Linked DNA regions of Homo sapiens: region 1 is linked to region 2. Evidence: chromatin loops called from intact Hi-C (ENCODE). Cell type or tissue: mammary epithelial cell. All regions are shown on one strand. Each heading gives the region's core, and the rest is flanking DNA. Links, peaks and the distances in the headings are about the cores only. Region 1 overlaps ULK4 (unc-51 like kinase 4). Region 2 overlaps TRAK1 (trafficking kinesin protein 1).

The links. Peaks named below come from ENCODE experiments on the same cell type or tissue, not always from the same donor. Only the 100,000 strongest peaks of a DNase experiment are listed, where the experiment ranks them.
Region 1: it touches region 2 in a loop (5-fold over the local background); 41 of 110 quality-filtered maps call a loop at or near these places.

What each region holds. Positions count from the first base shown.
Region 1 is chr3:41,887,926-41,900,257 of GRCh38, forward strand. ULK4 (unc-51 like kinase 4) reads right to left here. Exons shown (of 37, transcript NM_017886.4): 14 at 10,507-10,567; 15 at 8,897-9,078; 16 at 7,593-7,639. It also overlaps the pseudogene LOC124900553. Among named protein-coding and RNA genes, the nearest start is that of ULK4, 68 kb to the right of the region's middle. In mammary epithelial cell, for the core only: a CTCF peak has its summit at 6,237 (motif pointing right); no DNase peak of the experiment used is centred there.
Region 2 is chr3:42,114,054-42,122,053 of GRCh38, forward strand. The region is part of intron 1 of TRAK1 (trafficking kinesin protein 1); the gene reads left to right. Among named protein-coding and RNA genes, the nearest start is that of TRAK1, 27 kb to the left of the region's middle. RefSeq lists an enhancer at 5,059-5,148. In mammary epithelial cell, for the core only: CTCF peaks have their summits at 3,306 (motif pointing right) and 4,909 (motif pointing right); DNase peaks (open chromatin) are centred at 3,788, 4,898 and 6,978; H3K27ac peaks cover 2,551 bases.

The sequences.
Region 1 (12,332 bases), core at 1,962-9,961, 220 kb before region 2:
GGATGAGATGGAAGGATCACTAAGGCCAGGAGTTCAAGACCAGCCTGGCTAATAAAGTGAGACCCTGTCTCCACAAAAAGAAAAAAAAAAATGTTTTTAATTTAGCCAGGCATGGTAACATGCACCTGTAGTCCCATTCCAGCCTCGGGGACACAGTGAGACCCTATTTTTTTTAGAGTGAGTCTCTAAAAATAATAATAAAATAAATAAATAAGGAAAAGAAACAAAAGAAAGAATAAAAGGGAAAGGTAAAGAAAGCATCCATAAATCATAATCATGTAACACAGATCTAAACTTATGAGACATTCTCTGTCTTTAATGATTGCAGACTAAACACTTGACACTCACTTTTCTGATCCCTCTAGAGTCTCTAAAATACAAGTTCTTTTTATTAAATGATAACTGATAACTAGAAACAAAAAGGAAGGCTAAAAGTGGACTAGAAAGTTTGAGAAAATCTCAGATGACATGCATAGATAGAATTAAGACTGACAGAGAACCAACAAGGGAATCCTCTATCTAAGAATCACAGGTAGACAGACGTTCCCAAGGAAGCCTCAAGGACTTGGAACAAACTAAGACAGAAAGCAAGAATGAGCCACAGGACAATCATCAGATTACAACTGCACAAGGAACAATTGTGTCCTTGTACAAGGAACAGTTTAGTCAGTCAGGTCCTGCCTCTTTTCCATCACCCTTCCTTGGTACACAGAATAAACCCTGCAGCCCTGGCCTCCGGGGTAAACGTGGAAAATTGTTCCTACAGTGAGCAATCCACCTTGGGGTGGGACATAGGTGTGGATGTGGGAAGCAGAGACTGTGGTCCTCCAGATACTGAAACAGGGAAGGGGTAAATGAGGAAAGCCAACTCCACTCCAAAGAAAAACCCACCCTGGCAATTGCAGAGGCCTCCAGCCTGCCTACCTGATCTTCAGCCAGCTGGAATTCCAAATTAAAGTCAACCAGTCAGCAGGCCCCACCTACCCACATACCAACCCTTTATTTAAAGGAGAGGCTATTGGAGAAAGAGACTTAGGCAAGCATAAAGGAAACTCACATTGCCAACTTCTATACCAATCAATTTAATCATTTATTCATAATATAAACTAAGAACCAGAGATCACCAGGCATTTGAGAAATAAACAGCATTAAAAAGCAGGACCATGATGAAAAAGTGACCTACAAGTTCAAGAGGTAAGAATACAATGTTTATAATCCTAATTTTGTTCCCTTTTTTTCAAAGTCCAGGTTCCAGGCTTATATTATATAATCCTAATGTTTAACCTTTAATATTAATAACAATATTTAATTCTAAATTCTGCCCCAAGAAGAGAATTTTTATAATCCTAATATTTATCTCAAATTCAGAAGTATATGATACACCAAATATATGCAGCTAGGAAAAGGGACCAATCAGACAAAAAGAAAATGAACAAAACCTTTCAAATATGATTGTTGAAATTAAAAAATTAACTGGAAATCCTAAATAATAAAATGAGTGGGGATAAATACCAAGCTTGAGAGCTCAAAGATAAAGTCAAGGAAGAGCAATAAAAGAAGAGAATTTGCATGGACACAAAGAGGGAACAACAGACACCGGGGCCTATTTCAGGGTGGAGGGTGGGAGGAGGGAGAGGATCAGAAACAATAACAATTGGTACTTACTAAGCTTAGTACCTGGGTGACCAAATAATCTGTACAAGAAACCCCCATGAGTTTACCTATATAACAAATCTGTATTATGTACCCCTGAACCTAAAACAAAAGTATAAGAAAGAGAGTTTGGCAGTTCTTCAAAAGGTTGAACACAGAGTTATCATTTTATCCAGCAATCTCACTACTGTAAGAGAAATAAAAACGTATGTTCACACAAAACCTTGTAGACAAATGTTCAGCGCACCATTATTCATAATAGCCAAATGTGGAAACAACCCCAAATGTCCATCAAGACCACATAAGCAAAATGTGGTATAGCCACACAAGGATTATTCAGCTATAAAAAGAATGAAGTATTCACACATTCCACAATACAGATGAACCTTGAAAACATTATGCTAAATGACAGAAGCTAGACACAAAAGGCCACATACTGTATGATTCCATTTATATGAAATATCAAAAATAGGCAAATCAGCCAACAGGAAGTAGATGAGTGGTTGCCAGGGGTTGGAGAAGAATGGGTACTGGGTTTCGCTGGGTGAGAAAAATGTTCTGAAATTAGATAATGGCAATGGTTGAACAACTTTCAATATACTAACACCTACTGAACTGTACACATTAAAATGGTGAATTTTATGGTATGTGAATTATACCTCAATAAACAAGAGAAAGTGAGAAAGCAAAAGAAAATTTAAAAGAAAAGTCAAGAGAGACAAACTCCCACACCCATCCTGTAGGGGTTTCAGGAACAGAAAAAGGATGAAATAGGAAGAAATCTAAGAAATAATATAAAAGCTAAAGGAGGGATGAAGAGGCTAGGCATCGTGGCTCACACCTGTAATCCCGGCACTTTGGGAGGCCAAGGCAGGTGGATCACTTGAGGTCAGGAGTTTGAGACCAGCCTGGCCAACATGGTGAAAACCCATCTCTACTAAAAATACAAAAATTAGCTGGGCATGGTGGTGCACACCTGTAATCCCAGCTACTCGGGAGGCTGAGGCAGGAGAATCCTTGAACCCGGGAGGTGGAGGTTGCAGTGAGCCAAGATCGCGCCACTGCACTCCAGCCTGGGCGACAGAGCAAGACTCTGTCTCAAAATAAACAGAAAGAAAAGAAGGGAAGGAAGGGACAGGAGGGACGGGAGGGAAGGAAGGGACAGGAGGGACGGGAGGGACGGGAGGGACGGGAGGGACAGGAGGGACAGGAGGGACGGGATGGGGGAAGGAAGGGATGGGAGGGGGGAAGGAAGGGACGGAAGGGGGGAAGGAAGGGATGCGGGGAAGAAAGGGACAGAAGGGGGAAGGAAGGGACGGGAGGGGGAAAGAAGGGACGGGAGGGGGAAAGAAGGGACGGGAGCGGGGAAAGAAGGGACGGGAGGGGGAAAGAAGGGACGGGAGGGGGAAAGAAGGGACGGGAGGGGGAAAGAAGGGACGGGAGGGGGAAAGAAGGGACGGGAGGGGGAAAGAAGGGACGGGAGGGGGGAAGGAAGGGACGGGAGGGGGAAAGAAGGGACGGGAGGGGGGAAGGAAGGGACGGGAGCGGGGAAGGAAGGGACGGGAGCGGGGAAGGAAGGGACGGGAGGGGGAAGGAAGGGACAGGAGGGGGAAAGAAGGGATGGGAGCGGGGAAAGAAGGGACGGGAGGGGGAAGGAAGGGACGGGAGCGGGGAAGGAAGGGACGGGAGCGGGGAAGGAAGGGACGGGAGCGGGGAAGGAAGGGACGGGAGCGGGGAAGGAAGGGACGGGACAAGACGGGACTGGAGGGAGGGAGGGAGGGAGGGAGGCAGGCAGGCAGGCAGGAAGGAGCAAATTAGTAAAAAGAGATTCCTAGAGACAATCTAGTAAAATTTACAGGCCTGAAATGAAAAGAAAAGCTAACTCAAACAAGTCACACAGAAGAGGGAAAAAAAAAAAAAAGGTAAGGTTTACCCACAAGTCCTACAGAACTACAGTTAGTACAAGGAAGAGAGCTCAAACTCCAAAGCATGGCACAGAGGTAAGCCACTGAGAGGCCTTCTTGAAAACAAACAAAAAATACTAACAGCCAGGCGCGGTGGCTCATGCCTATAATCCCAGCACTTTGGGAGGCCAGAGCAGGTGGATCACCTGAGATCAGGAGTTGGAGACCATCTGGCCAACACGGTAAAACCTCATCTCTACAAAAATACAAAAATTAGCCGGGCATGATGGCAGGTGCCTATAATCCCAGCTACTCGGGAGGCTGAAGCAGAAGAATCACTTGAACCCGGGAGGCAGAGGTTGCAGTGAGCTGAGATTGTGCCACTGCACTCCAGCCTGAGTGACTGAGCGAGACTCCGTCTCAAACAAACAAAAAAAAACCTACCAAATGATAAAATCTAATCAACCAAGAGAAGAACTACAGCAAAGAAACAGGAAAACTATGTTTTTAATTAAAAAATTTATGATGGATGAGCATTTACTTTACCTTATTCAAGTATAAAACTCTTATTTGAAAAATAGAAAAATTCCTCCTAAATTCATATCTCAAAAAGGCACTTGCCACAGTAAAAAGCAACCTATGTAATGAGAGAAGATATTTGCAATCATTTATCTGACAAGGGGTTAATATCTAGAATATATAAAAAATACCTACAACTCAACAACATAAAACTCAGTTCAAAAATTGGCAAATGACTTGACTAGATCTTTCTCCAAAGAAGATATACAAATAGCCAACAATCACACGAAAAGATGTTCAACATCACTAGTCACAAAATACAAATCAAAACTGTAAGATACTACTTCACACCCATCAGGATAGCTGTTAGCAAAAAACAAAAACAGAAAACACTAATGTTCACAGCAGCATTGTTCACAATAGCCAAAAGATATAAACAAGCCAGTGCCCAACAACAGATGAAAAGATAAACAAAATGTAGTATATGCATACAACGGAATATTATTCAGCCTTAAAAAGGAATGAAATGCTGACACATGTTAGTTATAACATGGATGAACCTTGCAAATGAAACCAGCCCAATTGTCCTATAGAACTGATGTTTACAGTCTTTTAAAATAAACGTAGAAATTGACCCTCCCAGTCTTAAAACTTGAGGAAGTTACATTTGTCTTATCTGAGTTCCTTTCTTGGGAAACCAACCATCAGGCCTCCCAGATAGTTATCAAGGAACTGAAACTTACCAAATCACCATATCTGGACCATAAGACACCAGACCCCCTCACCCATTACAATTGCCTAACCAACTACCTGCTTCCTGTTGACCAATTCCTCTTCCTCACCCTTCCTTGATTCCTGTTTTCCCATACATGGTTATATTTCTTCCCTGCTAAATACATCCCTGGTTTTAGTCAGTTGAGGAGACAAATTTGAGACTGATCTCCCATCTCCTTAGCTGCAGCACCCAATTGAAGCCTTCTTCCCTAGCAACACTCATTGTCTCCGTGATTGGCTTTCTGTGCTGTGAGCAACAGGACTTAAACCAAACCCCTTGATATTTCAGTAGCAATATGAGGTACTCACCATAAGCAAATTCACAAAGATAGAATAAGTAGAGTATAGGTTACCAGGACTGGGGAAGGAAAGGGGAAGTTACTGTTTAATGGGTAAAGAGCTTCTGTTTAAGATGATGAAAAAGTTTTGGAAATGAATAGTGGTGATGGTTATACAACAATGAGAATGAACTAAATGCCATTATATACATAAAAATGGCTAAAATGGAATATTTTAAATTATGCATAATTTACAATTAACAAATTTTTTAAATTACAGTATTACACTATTACTATATGTGAATTATACCTCAAAGTTGACTGGCAAGGATAAAAGGATATACAATTTGATAAATACTCAATGTTGGAAGTTCTAACAAAAGGCATTTTAAACACATTGACTGGGATTATATATTGATACAATTTTTTTAAGAGTATTTCAGCAATTTTTCAGAAGTCACAAAAATATTTACTGCCTTCTATCCATCTGTTCTAATTCTACAAATCTTCCCTAAAGAGAAAAAGAAAAAGCAGGCACAAAGATTTATTCTCAAAAATGTTCATCAAAATATTATTTACAACATTATAATACTATCCAAAAATAGTAAATAAAATGATCAGATATTCACAACATATAAAAAGTTTATCTTAAGTATTATGTATTTTATTTTTAAATGTTAATAATAACATTTACAATACGTAATATATATGTTACAGGGGAAAACAAACATAAAATTATATCATGTGATTCTAATTTTTTATATACAAAACAAAACTAAAGAATAAATATATCTACGTCAATAATAATTATCTCCCAGACTAAGTTAAGGACCCTTTATCATATGCTGTCAAGGTAATATAACCTGAGGTCAGAGAAAACGTCGCTGGAAGTGGCTTTGAATGGAGAAAGAATAAAAGAGGATTCCTACCAGAGAACTTGTCTACCTCAGTATCACTTTATTCAAATTAAAACTGTTTTACAATCAAACTTCAATTTTTAAAAGTGGGGGAAAAAAACAGTATGTGTGAATTTTGGTATCCAAGGGGATACTAAAACCAATCTCCGGGCTGATACAGAAGGATGACTGTACTTGGAAATGATCTGGAATGTCTGTTTTAAAATGTCAGCAGGGGGCACCCCATTCAAGGATATAACACATTTTAAATAAAGGTGTTTAAATAAGTATTTCATTGATTCATTTTTAATGAGCATACCATGAGCCTTCTCAAAGTATTAAATACTCAACCATTACCTAAAAATCCTACTTTTTATTACCAGATTTTACTTTGGGAGAGTAACATTAGAAGATGTATAGTAAGAACTACCCTTATTATTAAGCATTTTCTAAACTTCTATTGGTTCACCCATATTTCACCAACATAGAAGAATAATTATTATCATACCAGTGCCACAATCCACAAAATCCTTTCGCCTCCATTTTTTCATGTGCCTGTCCTAACAATCATGAGATAAGCAAGCTTGATGATAATAACTACAACTTCTACAACCCCAACCCCATTGTAAATGAAATACCCACTAAGAATCAGGCACTATACAAGGTATCTCATATATTTACCTCATTCAAAGTTGAATAATTACCAAAAATCTATGAAGCAGTTATCCCATCCCAATTTTACAGATGAGGAAACTGAGGCTCAGCAATTAAAGTACTTGGCCCAGAAAGCTGATCTTTGATCCACACCCAGGTCTGTCTGAATCCTAAACCTATGCCATTTCCTTGTCCCACCCACAGTCCCCAGGAAGCAGAGATTGAGAAAAAGATAATCATTTGGCCAAGTCTTATTGGCAAACAGAACCCAGAGCCTTCTAACACTTGATCTACTGTGCTCTCCACCTGGTATGTTGCTTCTGTAAAAAGCAAGGACACTTCCTTCCATCGGGAGTTTATAAATCATAATCCCATTAGATTGTAAATAACATCTAGGGAAGCTATGTGCTACATGAGGGAAAGATAAGGGTGGCCAAGGGAAACTTCGAGGAAGTATAACTAAATTAATACACAGGGATCAGGGTTTAAGTATTTTATAATCAATACTCAAAACAGTAACAGTTAGCCAGGCACAGTGGCTCACACCTGTAATCCTAACACTTTGGGAGTCAGAGATGGGAGAATCACTTGAGCCCAGGAGTTCAAAACCAGCCTGTGCAACATAGTGAGAGACCTTGTCTCTAAGAAAATAAAAAAACAATAACAGTTAATAAAGTTTCCAGGAGTACCTTAGATAATCCCAGAATTGTATTTGTAATATTAGGAGAAGGGCTATTTTTAATATTCTAAAATTTATCATTGGAATGCCCATAAAAATTGCCTATGAGTAGAGTCATCATTACATCAGAATAATTTATGATAATTATTTAGGACTCTGCTTTTGATAAATATGTGCTCTGTAACTACTTAATAAAGTCATGAAAAATAATTTTTAAAATATAAACGTTACTTACATATCCCAGTTTGGAGCTATCCGCAAATGCTGGATTAGCAATTGGAACTAGAATAAGAAATTTAAGTGTAAAGAAAAGAAAAAATTAAAATGTTTAAGTCACAAAACACAGAAAATGACAGCAAAGTTAACAGCTCAGGACTTTATACAAAGGAAATTTACACTGTACACCAAAAATGGTATTTACTAAATTACAAAGGCACTAGTATACGAATAAGATTAAAATAAAAACTAAGAACAGTATTTTTAGTTTCTCCTACCACTTTATATTCGCTAAATGACTGCCCTTACCTGATAGACACACACCAACTATCAAAAAAAGTAACCTTAATACTATCCTGGAAGCAAATGAACTTAAATTTTTTCAAGCCAATTCCCAAATGAGGGACCACTATAGAAAACACCTCCGAACCACTGTAATTCCTCTCTGAGGATGACTTCAAAAACTCTGCCAATCGATGCTTAAACATGAGCCAAAAGAAACAAAAACCAAAAAAACTCTGACAAATTCCCTTGAGCTTACCAACAGACCAAGACAGTCCAAAAAGTAATATTCCCAGGGGAAGAGGAAAAAAATGTCTTAGAGGATTGATGTCTTCCTTCAATGTCACATCAGAAACCCTGCAGTTTACCAGATGACCCAGTAAAGGAACCGACACCCCCGACCCATTCCACATGGGGAGTTCATTCCAGTCACTAATGAGAAGGTAAAAGGTCTGTCTTATGATATCACTTTTTTTTTATTTTTATTTTTTGAGATGGAGTTTCACTTTTTTTGCCCAGGCTGGAGTGCTGTGGTGCGATCTCAGCTCACTGCAACCTCTGCCTCCCGGGTTCAAGTGATTCTCCTGCCTCAGCCTCCCAAGTAGCTGGGATTACAGGAGTGCACTGCCACACCCAGCTAATTTTGTACTTTTAGTAGAGACAGGGTTTCACCATGTTGGCCAGGCTGGTTTCGAACTCCTGACCTCAGGTGATCCACCCACCTTGGCCTCCCAAAGTGCTGGGATTACAGGCATGAGCCACTACGCCCAGCCTGATTTCAGATTTTTTTTTAAATCTTACAAGTTAACATAAAATGGAAACCTGAGTATTACAAACAAACAAACAAAATAAGTTCAAAATCACCATCTACTGTCATCTACTTTAGGACCTAAGGATTAAGCAGAGGATAATTTTCATAAACCTAAAATCGTGATAAATCAGTTTTTTTGTGGTAGTTAAATCAAATTGTTATTTTAGCACTTGTTTGAGCCTCTATAAAAACACAAATTAAAATGCATAAGGCATGTCACACAGGCTTACCAGGGGGGAATGGAGGAGCCTGGTGGCCACCTCCTGGTGACCAGCCACCACGCACAAATAGCAAAGGAGATTCAGCTTGGCTCGGGAGGCCCCCATGCTCTTCTCAGTGGAGTCGATCTGCGAGCACACTTGTTGCAAAAAGTCATTCCAATCTTGATCTTTCAGAAATAATAACTTATCCACTGCGATGGAAAGAAAATAATAAAAGTACATATGATGAGAAAAAGAACTGCTGGAAACATTACATAAGAAATAAACACAGAATTACGACAGCTAAGATGAGGACAAACATTACACTGTCAAAACCAAAAATACTCCAAAGATGACACTATTTTTATTCGTCCTTCTATATTCCTAATCTCTTTATCTATCCACGGAAACTTTTTAACCACTTCAATGGAAAACTATACTTTCAAATAAAGCAGATGTCTAAAGCAGAACTGTCCCACAACCTACACTATAACAAAATGCAAAGTTCAATACAACTGGAGTAAAAGACAAAAGAGCCTTTGTATAAATAAATCAACTCTCAAATATTGAGAAAAGCACAAATCCTACAGTTCTTAAAAAGTTCCAATAAAATTATTGTAAAAAAAATAACGAGAATAACATGATAGCTAAAAATCACCTGAAATTCCTACCTCCAAATCCCTATACAAAAAAAAGGCAAAATCTAGGAAATGTGATACCCCCTAAAATTAACATATTTTTGGCTGATCTCTATCTTTAGACAAAATAAATTGTAAATATAATCTCCTAAATAACTCAAAGAAGAAAAGGGAAATAGTATTTCCAGGTGATAATTCTCTAGGTTTGCGTAAATAGTCCTACTTGGCACTGAAAGCACTATTAATAATACTTTGCTTCACTTGGCCTTTCAAAAACGTCCTTCTACACAGTTTCTTTTTTGTTTTTATCAGTAATTAAGTTGACCAATATAAACCCTTAGCTGGTTTATTTAAACCTAAATATATTTTAAATTTACTTCAAATCATAGATTCTACTCTAGCCACGATGAATAATTTTCCCCAAATCGAGTTTAACAGCTTAAAATATAATTTGTTAAACGAAAAAACCAATTTAAGGTATGTAAAAATTTCTGATGGTCACCCTAAATAAGACTTTCATTAGCTCAACAGAAATGTAATAATTATCCCTTAAGTATCTCCACTCCCACACCACCTCCACAGTCATGAACCACCTAGTCCCATTCTCAAATGTCCTGGTCCCTCTAATAGAATCCCAATCCTTCATTGTTGTCCCCAACCCTGTGCACCTATACCAGCCATAAATGGTGGAAATTCAACCAGCTCTAAGGGAAGGGAGGAGAAGACCTCCCACCCACTCTACAGGAAAACTTGCCCAGATCTACAGGAACCTCCCCACCCACAATAGGACTGGGCAGCCCAGACTCAGCTAAGAAATGTCAACAGCTGGCACAAATGAATTACAGATTGTTTACAATTCGTGTAACACTGCCCCAAGAATATAGCCAATTGTCAAGACAAAATAAATTTAGTTATTCACATATATTCTATTTGCAAATAAATTTCATATTTGTATCTGTATACAAAGAGTCTACATGTTCGATAAGTCCTTTATGATCCTACCTGAATATGTTGGTAGATGCAATATTTTTGCATCAAATTTAACTGGTGGCTGTTTCATTATCTGTGGTTTAAAAAAAAAGAAAGCTTTTGAGACAATTTTTAAGATGGATATCTGTCTCCTTATATGTCCCTTATGTCAGATAATAAATCAATGAGGACAAAAAAAGAATGTGCAAAATTTGTTACCAAAAAGAATAAGAACAATGACTTTTCGGATTAAAACACACAAATATAGATAATATTTTTTATAATCATTTCAATTGATATCTGTAATAAAATAAAGCTTCATAGAAAACATTCACTCCTATCTTGGCTTACTTTTTAGCTAATTTACCTCTAATTAGAAATTCAGTCATTCAACAAATATCTATTGGGTACCTGCCAAGGTAAGGCTCTATGCCAAGTGCTAATGGGGATACAAAGATATAAAAGACACAATCCTATTTTCAGAGAGCTGACATCCTAGTTGGGAAGATGAGACAAACATTCGATAAACAACAAAATATTTCACAATTCAAAACATGCAGGACATAACTACAGAGAAAACACTGGACAGAAAGAATTTTTTTGTAAATAGTAGTTTAGAGAATACAGCAAGCACTTTAGTTGATATAGTTAGGACTGGGTTTACAGAGAGGTAGAAGGTGGGTTGAGGTCTTGAAGGATGGTTAATGGTTATATCAGAGAAGACACCACTCCAGGAAGCCATAATAGCATGAATTGGAAAGTGCACAATTATTAATCAAGTATTATGCCACTCCAATTACCACATTCTACTGCCCTCCAAAAGGAGGAACAGATAGGGATTATCCTGCCTGACTAACACTATACCAATTTTAATTCCCAGGTTTTGCTAACTATACTACAGACCTATAAGATGTGAACATTAAGAGCAGCTGGGCAAAAGGTATACAGGAACTCTCAATTATTTTTGAAACTTTTCTCTAAGACTAAAAGTAGTTTAAAATTAAAAGTTAAACACAAAAATTTCTACTGATTAAGGCTTCCCAGAAACTATCAAATATGGTTATAAGAGGGAAAAAAAGAAACACAGAATATTGTCTAAAGCAAGCCTGTCCAACCCGTAGCCCATGGGCTGCATGCAGCCCAAGACGGCTTTGAAAGTGGCCCAACACAAATTTGTAAACCTTCTTAAAACATTGTAAGATTTTTTTTTGCAATTTTTTTTGTTTTTTAGTTCATCAGCTATCGTTAGTGTATTTTATGTGTGCCCCAAGACAATTCTTCTTCCAATGTGGCCCAGGGAAGCCAAAAGATTGGACACCCCTGGTAAAGATAACACAAATTGTTCTAGAAAGCCCACGTTGAAAATGCCCCAATGCTCATCAAACTTAGCATAATAAAGTTACTCTGCCAGACATATGAACTCACAAAAAGAAGTAGCTCCATTATGAAAAATAGCTAAATAATCTATATGAAATGCTGTCTATCTAGAAAATAAATAAGAATTCAAGAACCTTCATGGTCTAAACCACAGTAACGTTCCCAATGAGATAAGAAAAAAGAGTCATGAATTAATACAGAAAAAAACATTTATAAATAAGAAAAAGAAGCAGGAAAATTAAAATAGAGAAAAAGTAGTGGAATGTGAGTATGTTGGGGAGCTGGAAGTCAAGACAAAACAGAGGGACTTAGAAATGAATTTGTTTTTTAAAGTAGATACTCATTATCCCCTAGCAATAAAGTATTATATTCCAAAAGACAAGAAGCAAAAAAACTCACACTGGTTTAGAAGTACATTGTGAACTACAACTTCGCAAGCTCCCAGAATGTCTCCCCATCGTCTCCCCTGCAGTCTTAACAAC
Region 2 (8,000 bases), core at 1-8,000:
GACATTTCATATGAATGGAATCATTCAATATGTGGTCTTTTGAGGCCGGCTTCTTTCACTTAGCATAATATTTTCAAGGTTCACCATGTTGCAGCGTATATCAGTACTTCATTGCTTACTGTGGCTGAATAATACTTCAGTATATCTACACATTTTGTTTATCCATTCATCTGCTGATGGGTGTTAGGATTGTTTTTATCTGTGCTACTAAGAACACGGGTGTATAAATATCTGTTTGAGTTCCCACTTTCACTTCTTTTGAAATATAAGCAGTGGCAGGAATTTGCTGAAGTGAAATTGCTGCAACATATGGCAATTGTGTTTGACTTTTTGAGGAACCTGGTTATGCATGTTTTTAACTTTGTCACGTGTACCGTAAACATGCTTATGAATTTTACACTTCAGATTGTTTTTATTCCTTTCTTAGATTTAATCCCAGGTGCAATTACTGGTTTAAGGATCATGGACACATTTTTGGTTCTCTAAACATACTGTCAAACTGTTTACTGCAAGTGTTGTTCCAATTTACACCAGCTCCATCTGTCTAAACACTAGTTCAGTTGTGAGCACTTTAATTACATTCATACAGCACTGGATATTTTCATGTAAAATAATCTTCCCTTGGTTATTTGATAATTGTAGCATGTAACATACTTAATTTTTTTTTCTTTTTTTTTGAGACAGAGTCTCCCTCTGTTGCCCAGGCTGGAGTGCAATCGTGCGATCTCAGCTCACTGCAACCTCTGCCTCCTGGGTTCAAGCGATTTTCATACCTCAGCCTCCCAAGTAGCTGGGATTACTGGCGTGCACCACCACGTCTGGCTAATTTTTGTATTTTTTGTAAAGATGGGGTTTTGCTGTGTTGGCCAGGCTGATCTCGAACTCCTAGCCTCTAGTGATCTGCCCGCCTCCGCTTACCAAAGTGCTAGGATTACAGGCGTGAGCCACTGTGCCCAGCCAACATATGCTTTTAAGAGAAGTTACCAAGACTATTGGAAATCAAAAGTATTTTATCTTTTTATTTCCTAGCAAAACAAATTCAAATCGACAGTAATAGTCTATTTTTTGAGTATTCTCCTGGAGATTTAACTCTGGGCTGAACTTATACACGTTAACTTTCACGTTTAAAATAAATTTGTGTACAATTTTTGCTTTGTGTTTTAATATTAGAATCAATCTAACACTAATAACCTGTACTGTAATTATCGCCTGTTTTTTTTTAGTTGTGACATTTTGGGGCCTCCGTAACAGGATCCTTCCTCCCTTTCCTTTGCCCTGCCCTTCTTGTCCTTTCTTGTTGAGCAACAAACTGGCATGCCCAAGTGGAATGCGCCACATTCAGTTGCCCTTTAGCCTCACGTCGGACACCCTGTTTCCAAACACGGCTGAGTCGGCTGGATTGGCTGTCTCTGTGCGACTGCTTCTTTGGGGGTATGTGTCACCGGGGCTGGTGCATGTATGTGTGAGTAGATGGTAACTCGGTACGTGACACCAGGCTATGTGGAACTCAACTGTGTAATTTTGTGTCCGTTTTCTTAGAAAGCGTTTCTTCTGTTGGTAATTAAGGCCATGGAATTCTAGAGAACTCCCCAGTGTTGGTTTTCGTTCCTGTCTCTGAAGCATAGTTAGTCTTTCCTTTCCCATCCTATGAGGGTTTCTCTGCTTGTCCTTCTCTCTTCTGGAGATCCCCTTTGCTGTTCACAGCAAGTGAGCTGTCCCTCAGTGGGGAGAGAGGCAGAAAAGGAAGACTTGGACCTATCCCTTGTCCCTTTGTGGCTGGGGTGTGAGCCAGGGTGGAGTCGGAGGTCTTGCTTCCATTTCTGCCACTGCTTAGCCTTGAGACTTCCCCCATGTCTCTGAACCTTGCAGGGCCACAGTTTCCCCTTCTGTCTTTTAGATCTGGGTCTCCTCATTTATGAAATGTGTTCCCAATCCTCATCCTGCACTGCCTGCTGGCTTGTGAGAGTAAATGAAAGGCAGTAATAGATACAAGTGCTTTGCGTTGTTCAGCAAACATTTATTGAACACTTACTAGTTACCAGGCAGGGTTCCGGGTGCTGGGCAAACAGCGGAAAGCGAATCAGCATCTGGAGGTGCTGTCGCTACATCCCGAGGCCTCTTGCATGGTGGGACCTGCCGCAGGCCAAGCACCCATCTCGAGTCTGCTGCTGGTTTGCTCTGTGACATTTGGCCACCTCCTCAGCTTGAACACAGTGTCCTTTTCCATTCAATGAGGAGGTTGCGCCAGTAGTTTTTAGCTCTAATGTCCTCTTTGTAATTTGTGGAATCACAACTTTTGTGGTATGGAAAGTAATTACTAAGACTGAATCTCTGAAGATGTTCAGCTAAAGCTGTAAACTGCATAGTCCCTTGATAGAGAGGAATTTTCTAGAAGGTTGTCTGTCAGATACCACTTACAAAGTATCACATACATCTCCAGCACCAGTGTGGCCTATGTATGAGTCTTTATTCCTGCCCTTTAATCCTTATAATTTTAAGAAAATGGAATTGTTTCCAAGTCTGTACAGAATGGTTTCCAAGTGGCTGAGTAGGTGAGGAGTGTTGTCTTGTGAAGTCATTAAAACATTGCTGTGGGTTTGCAGTCACTGCCATGGGTAATGTGTCATGAGAGAGGGTTATTGCCTCTAGCCAGAGCGCCTGCCTCCCCAAGCATAGCCAGGGGTCATGCTCTGCACCCACCTCTCTGATGGCCAAGTGGAAAGTTGGTGGGTAAAGAAATGGAGTGGGAGAGGGACAGGGAGGAAAAAAATAAAAAAGATGGACCTCTGTATGGTGGCCACTATTTGATGAGCGAAGGTCCCTTTTCTTGTTCTTTGTCACCTTTAATGTGGTCTGTAGCATTCTCTGAAGTCCCAGAGTGTGGCGCCAGGATGGAAGTCCCAGTGTGCAGACTGGAGGCATGCATGTTTAATCTGGCCCTCAGTATTCAACATTTAGAAATCAGGGACTCTCATAAAAATACAGATCCCTGGTCTCTTGGGTGGAGTCAGCATGTCAAGGACTGGGGGCGTCACCGGGAAGTGCTGTGAGTGGCGGCTGCCCCCCAGACACAGCCCTCAGAATGTGCAACTCTTGCTCTCACCGCTCAGAGAAATTTAGGGTATGAAGAAAGCTTTTCTGCAGCCACTTACCTTTGTTCTACAGAGGAAGAAACTGAGTCCCAGGCATATGAACATGTGATTTGCCAGAGTGATAGGACGAAGTTGAGGGGGCAGAACCGAGGCTGGGCGTCCTTTCTCCAAACTCTTGAAACTGTGCTCCTGGCCGGCACCCAGGGCCTCTCGGCTTCCAGCAGGTGGCAGTTGTGGTGCTGGTTTCCTGCCATTGCCTCTTTCTGGCATTCCTTTCCTCCCTCTCCTGTTCTTCTCTCCTCCTTTGCTTTTGCTTGAGCTTTCTCTCACTAGGTTTTTCCTCTTTCTCTCTCCTGTCTTTTATTCTTCCCTCTCCCCTTGCTGTTTTCTCAGATCTCCTGCCAACTGGGTGAGTGTCTAGGGCTACTTTCCTTCTAGACAGCTCTTCTGCACACTCTGCTCACCTTGCAGCTACTCAGGTCCCTGTTCTCCTGGGCTTAGAGCCCTCAAGCTCCAGCGTGCAGGCACGAGGCCCAGAAACCCTGTTGGAATGATCGCACTCCCTCTCTGGAGGTGGCCACCACTCAGAGCATTTAACTCCTCTGTGGAGGAGGAGGTCCCTTGATCCTAGATAGGCTGACTTCTTCTGAGAGTCCACATATCTGTATTTCTTCTTTTCTTTTTTTTTTTTGAGACTGAGTCTAGCTCTGTCATCAGGCTGGAATGCAGTGGCCTGATCTCGGCTCACTGCCCAACCTCTGCCTCCTGGGTTTAAGCGATTCTCCCGCCTCAGCCTCCCGAGTAGCTGGGATTACAGGCACGTGCTGCCACGCCCAGATAATTTTTGTATTTTTAGTAGAGACGGGGTTTCACCATGTTGGCCAAGATGGTCTCGATGTCCTGACCTTGTGATCCGCCCACCTTGGCCTCCCAAAGTGCTGTATTTTTATTGTTTTTAGAGGGAGTTTCACTCTGTCGCCCAGGCTGGAGTGCAGTGCTGCGATCTTGGCTCACTGCAACCTCCACCTCCCGGGTTCAAGCAGTTCTTCCTGCTTCAGCCTCCCAAGTAGCTGGGATTATAGGCGTCCACCATCACGCCCATCTAATTTTTTTTTTTTGTATTTTTAGTAGAAACGGAGTTTCACCATGTTGGCCAGGCTGGTTTTGAACTCCTGACCTCAAGTGATCTGCCCGCCTCGGCCTCCCAAAGTGCTGGGATTATAGGTGTGAGCCACTGCGCCCCGCTGAGATCTGTATTTACATGAGGTTCTCTGAGTGTTAAATGTTGGACACTAATTTAGAGCTATTGCCTTTGCTGTAAAATGTAAGCATTGCCTCAGGCACCTGGCAGGTTTTGTGAAGCTGGCATGTCACCTGAGAATCAGTGCAAATCCCTAGACGGAGGAGTCTCCTCCTAGCCGCTCTCTGCAGGTGAGGATCTAGCCCCAGTCAGGTGGAGAATGGACACAGCTGCTTCTGCAGCTCTGCACCTTCCAGGTGCCAAGCAGGCTCCAGCACACTTTCTTCACTCCCTGGTGGCCCTAACTGAAGCCCACATCCTGGGTAGGAGGGTCCATTCCAAATCTTACGCCTTGGGAAAAACCTAGGAAGGGTTATACCTCTGAAGAGGTAAAGAGTCCTTTTAGGTTATTTTACTTTCAAAGTGATGTCATAAGAATGGTAGGTATTGGATTGACATCTGCTGAGCAATTGAGGGGACATTTACCATCCCATGGGACTTTCCTCTATGCTGGATAAAGACCTAGGGTGATACTGAGGTGGGTTTGAAAAGACCTTGACACTAGATGGCTCCACCTGCCTCATGTTGCAGGCTGGGCATGTGTCTGTCCTGGACAGGCAGGGGATTCACAGACTAGTCCTGCCACCGGCTGCTGCTCTCTCCTTCCCTTGTTCCATCACTCTTCTCACACTTACTGTTGCCTGGCAAAGTAGTAAGGGCTGGGCTGAAGGTAAGGTGGATAATTCAAAGCCTTTTCTCTTGAGGGGCTCACAATTAGTAGGGAAGAGCCACAGAGAATACACTTCTAACATCGTAGTGAAGTCATTTATGTACTGAGAACTGTGGAAGCCAGAGAAGAGAGGTTAAGGGAGGCTTTGCAATAGAGAGTGACATTTGAATGATATTTTAAGATGGAGTTTGCTAGGCAGTGAAGGGCATTCTAGGGAGCTAAAACAGCTGGTCTAAAAACTCAGATTTGTGAAAAAAATGTGTTTGGAAAATGGTGAGAAGTTGGTATGCCTTAAGTGAAGGGAAATTGGAGAAAATAGCAGAGGCTGGGCTTGATAAGAAAGGCTGTTAGGGTGTTGAGTTAGCTGCTTTAACAGAGACCAAAGTAATTGGAACTGTAGCCTCAATAAGGTAGTTGTTTATTTCTTTTACTTTTAAAAGTTCAAGTGGAAGGAGGTCCAGGGTGTTTCAGGCAGCTGAGGTAGCTCTGGTCATTTCCTGGGCATTGCCTTTACTAATTTAGCTAAGCATGGCTCCAGCACCAGGCCAACTCTGCAACTGGACAGACGGAAAGGGCATGACTTGGAAGTTCTGTTACATCCTGTTAACCAGGCATGTGGATACACCTTACTGCAGGGAAAGCTGGGAAACACAGTTTTTAGCTGGTTGGCCGTGGGCCCAGCCACATCTTGGGGGTTGCATGACCAAAAGGAAGAAGTGGCAATTGCATACTGGGAAACACTCAGTAGCCTCTCCTGTAGAAACGTAGAGGCAGAATGATGAAGCACTTTATAGGGAGCTGGGAGGTTTTTAAAGAGCAATAGTATGATTTAAAAAGCTCTTTGAGAGAATGAGATGGGAGGGTCATTTGAGGTCAGGAGTTCGAGACTAGCCTGGTCACCACAGTGAGATTCCATCTCTATTTAAAACAAAAAATAAAAAAATAAATAAATAAAAAGCTCTTTTCCAGAAATGGCACCAGCCACAATGTGGCCGGCCACCATGGGGCATTACAGTAACTGGGCAAGGAGGCGATGCCGAGGGGTAAGCCTCTCCTTATGGTTGAGCCTGGCCTTTTGATGGTTTGACAGGCTGGGGGTTGGTGGGATTTTGGGCTGTTGTTATTGCATATCTACCTGAAGCCATGGACCTTTGGGCTTTGGGATTGGTCAGGAAATTGATGCCCTTCATTTGTGACTTATTTGAGAACACATTTTGACTTGTTTACATTAGCTTGTTACTAATGTGAATTGTAACTGTGGGGAAATGGTGACCACAGAGAGCATAAAGGGTTCCTTTCCTCCATGGTGGGCCGGCAGTGTCCATTCACAGCAGGAGCTTGAATAAGCTCCTGTCCTGTGCAGGTTCCTGACCCTCCGTGGTTCTGCAGACAAGTTAGTAAATTCTTGCCTCTGCTTCCTGTGCTTTTTTTTGTTTTGTTTTGTTTGAGATGGAGTCTCGCTCTGTCACCAGGCTGGAGTGCAGTGGTGTGATCTCAGCTCACTGCAACCTGACCTCCGCCTCCCAGGTTCAAGTGATTCTCCTGCCTTAGCCTCCCAAGTAGCTGGGTTTACAGGCGCATGCCACCACACCCACCTAATTTTTGTATTTTTAGTACAGACGGGGTTTCAACAAGTTGGCCAGGGTGGTCTCGATCTCTTGACCTCGTGTTCCGCCCACCTCAGCCTCCCAAAGTGCTGGGATTATAGGCGTGAGCCACCGCGCCCGGCTACTGCTTCCTGTGCTTTAAAGGGGAAAATTATTCCAACACCTCCCTAATTTGTGATTATGTTTCATTTTACATGCCTACCACAAGTATGAAGTCTTCCACCTGTTTAGAACAAAAACTTCCTGATGATGACATCCTGGGAATTCCCCAGCATTTCAAGTGCACCCTCCTAGGAGCTGGGTAGCAGGTGTTGGAGGGGAGATCACAGCTTTTAGTGGAACAGCTGAGGCTGCTCCTACCTGATCTGCTGCTTAGTTAGCTGAATCAACTTGACCAACAAGATGTGCCGCAGCCCTCGTGCATCCCAGCTTACTGATCTGTAATAACAGGCAAATCTCTGTGTGCCACATTGCTGGGACGGTGAGACAATGGTCTGGCTTGATGTTTGGCATGGTGAAAGCATTCCTGGGGAATTCTTTTTTTTTTTTTTTTTTGAGACGGAGTCTTGCTGTGTCCCCCAGGCTGGAGTGCAGTGGCGCAGTCTCGGCTCACTGCAAGCTCCGCCTCCGGGGTTCACACCATTCTCCTGCCTCAGCCTCCCTAGTAGCTGGGACTACAGGCGCCCACCACTGCGCCTGGCTAATTTTTTGTATTTTTAGTAGAAACAGGGTTTCACCATGTTAGCCAGGATGGTCTCGATCTCCTGACCTCGTGATCCGCCCGCCTTGGCCTCCCAAAGTGCTGGGATTACAGGCGTGAGCCACTGCGCCTGGCCTCCTGGGGAATTCTTGAAGACTCTTCTGTTACGTTTACCTGATGTCAGGCCTTGGATGTGTCCTCCCCTTGAGGCAAACATGGTGTCTCCTTCCATAGGGGGTCTGTGGGGCTTTTGGCCTTGTGGCCAAGGTTAAGGAGAGCTGCACGGGCCATCTCCATAATCCTATCCCATGTCCTAATTCTTTGGGCCTTTAAAGCATCTGAAAATTTGCTGCTAATGTTTATAAGGCTGGTCATGTCACAGAAAAATCAAATATACAGTTGTTTTTTTTTTAAAAACAGAGTCTCGCTCTGTCGCCCAGGCTGGAGTGCAGTGGCGTGATCTTGGCTTACTGTAACTTCTGCCTCCCGGGTTCAAGTGATTCTCTTGCCTCAGCCTCCTGAGTAGCTGGGATTACCAGCGTGCGCCGCTATGCCTGGCTAATTTTTATACTTTTAGTGGAGACAGGGTTTCACCGTGTTGGCCAGTCAGGTCTCGAATTCCTGACCTCAA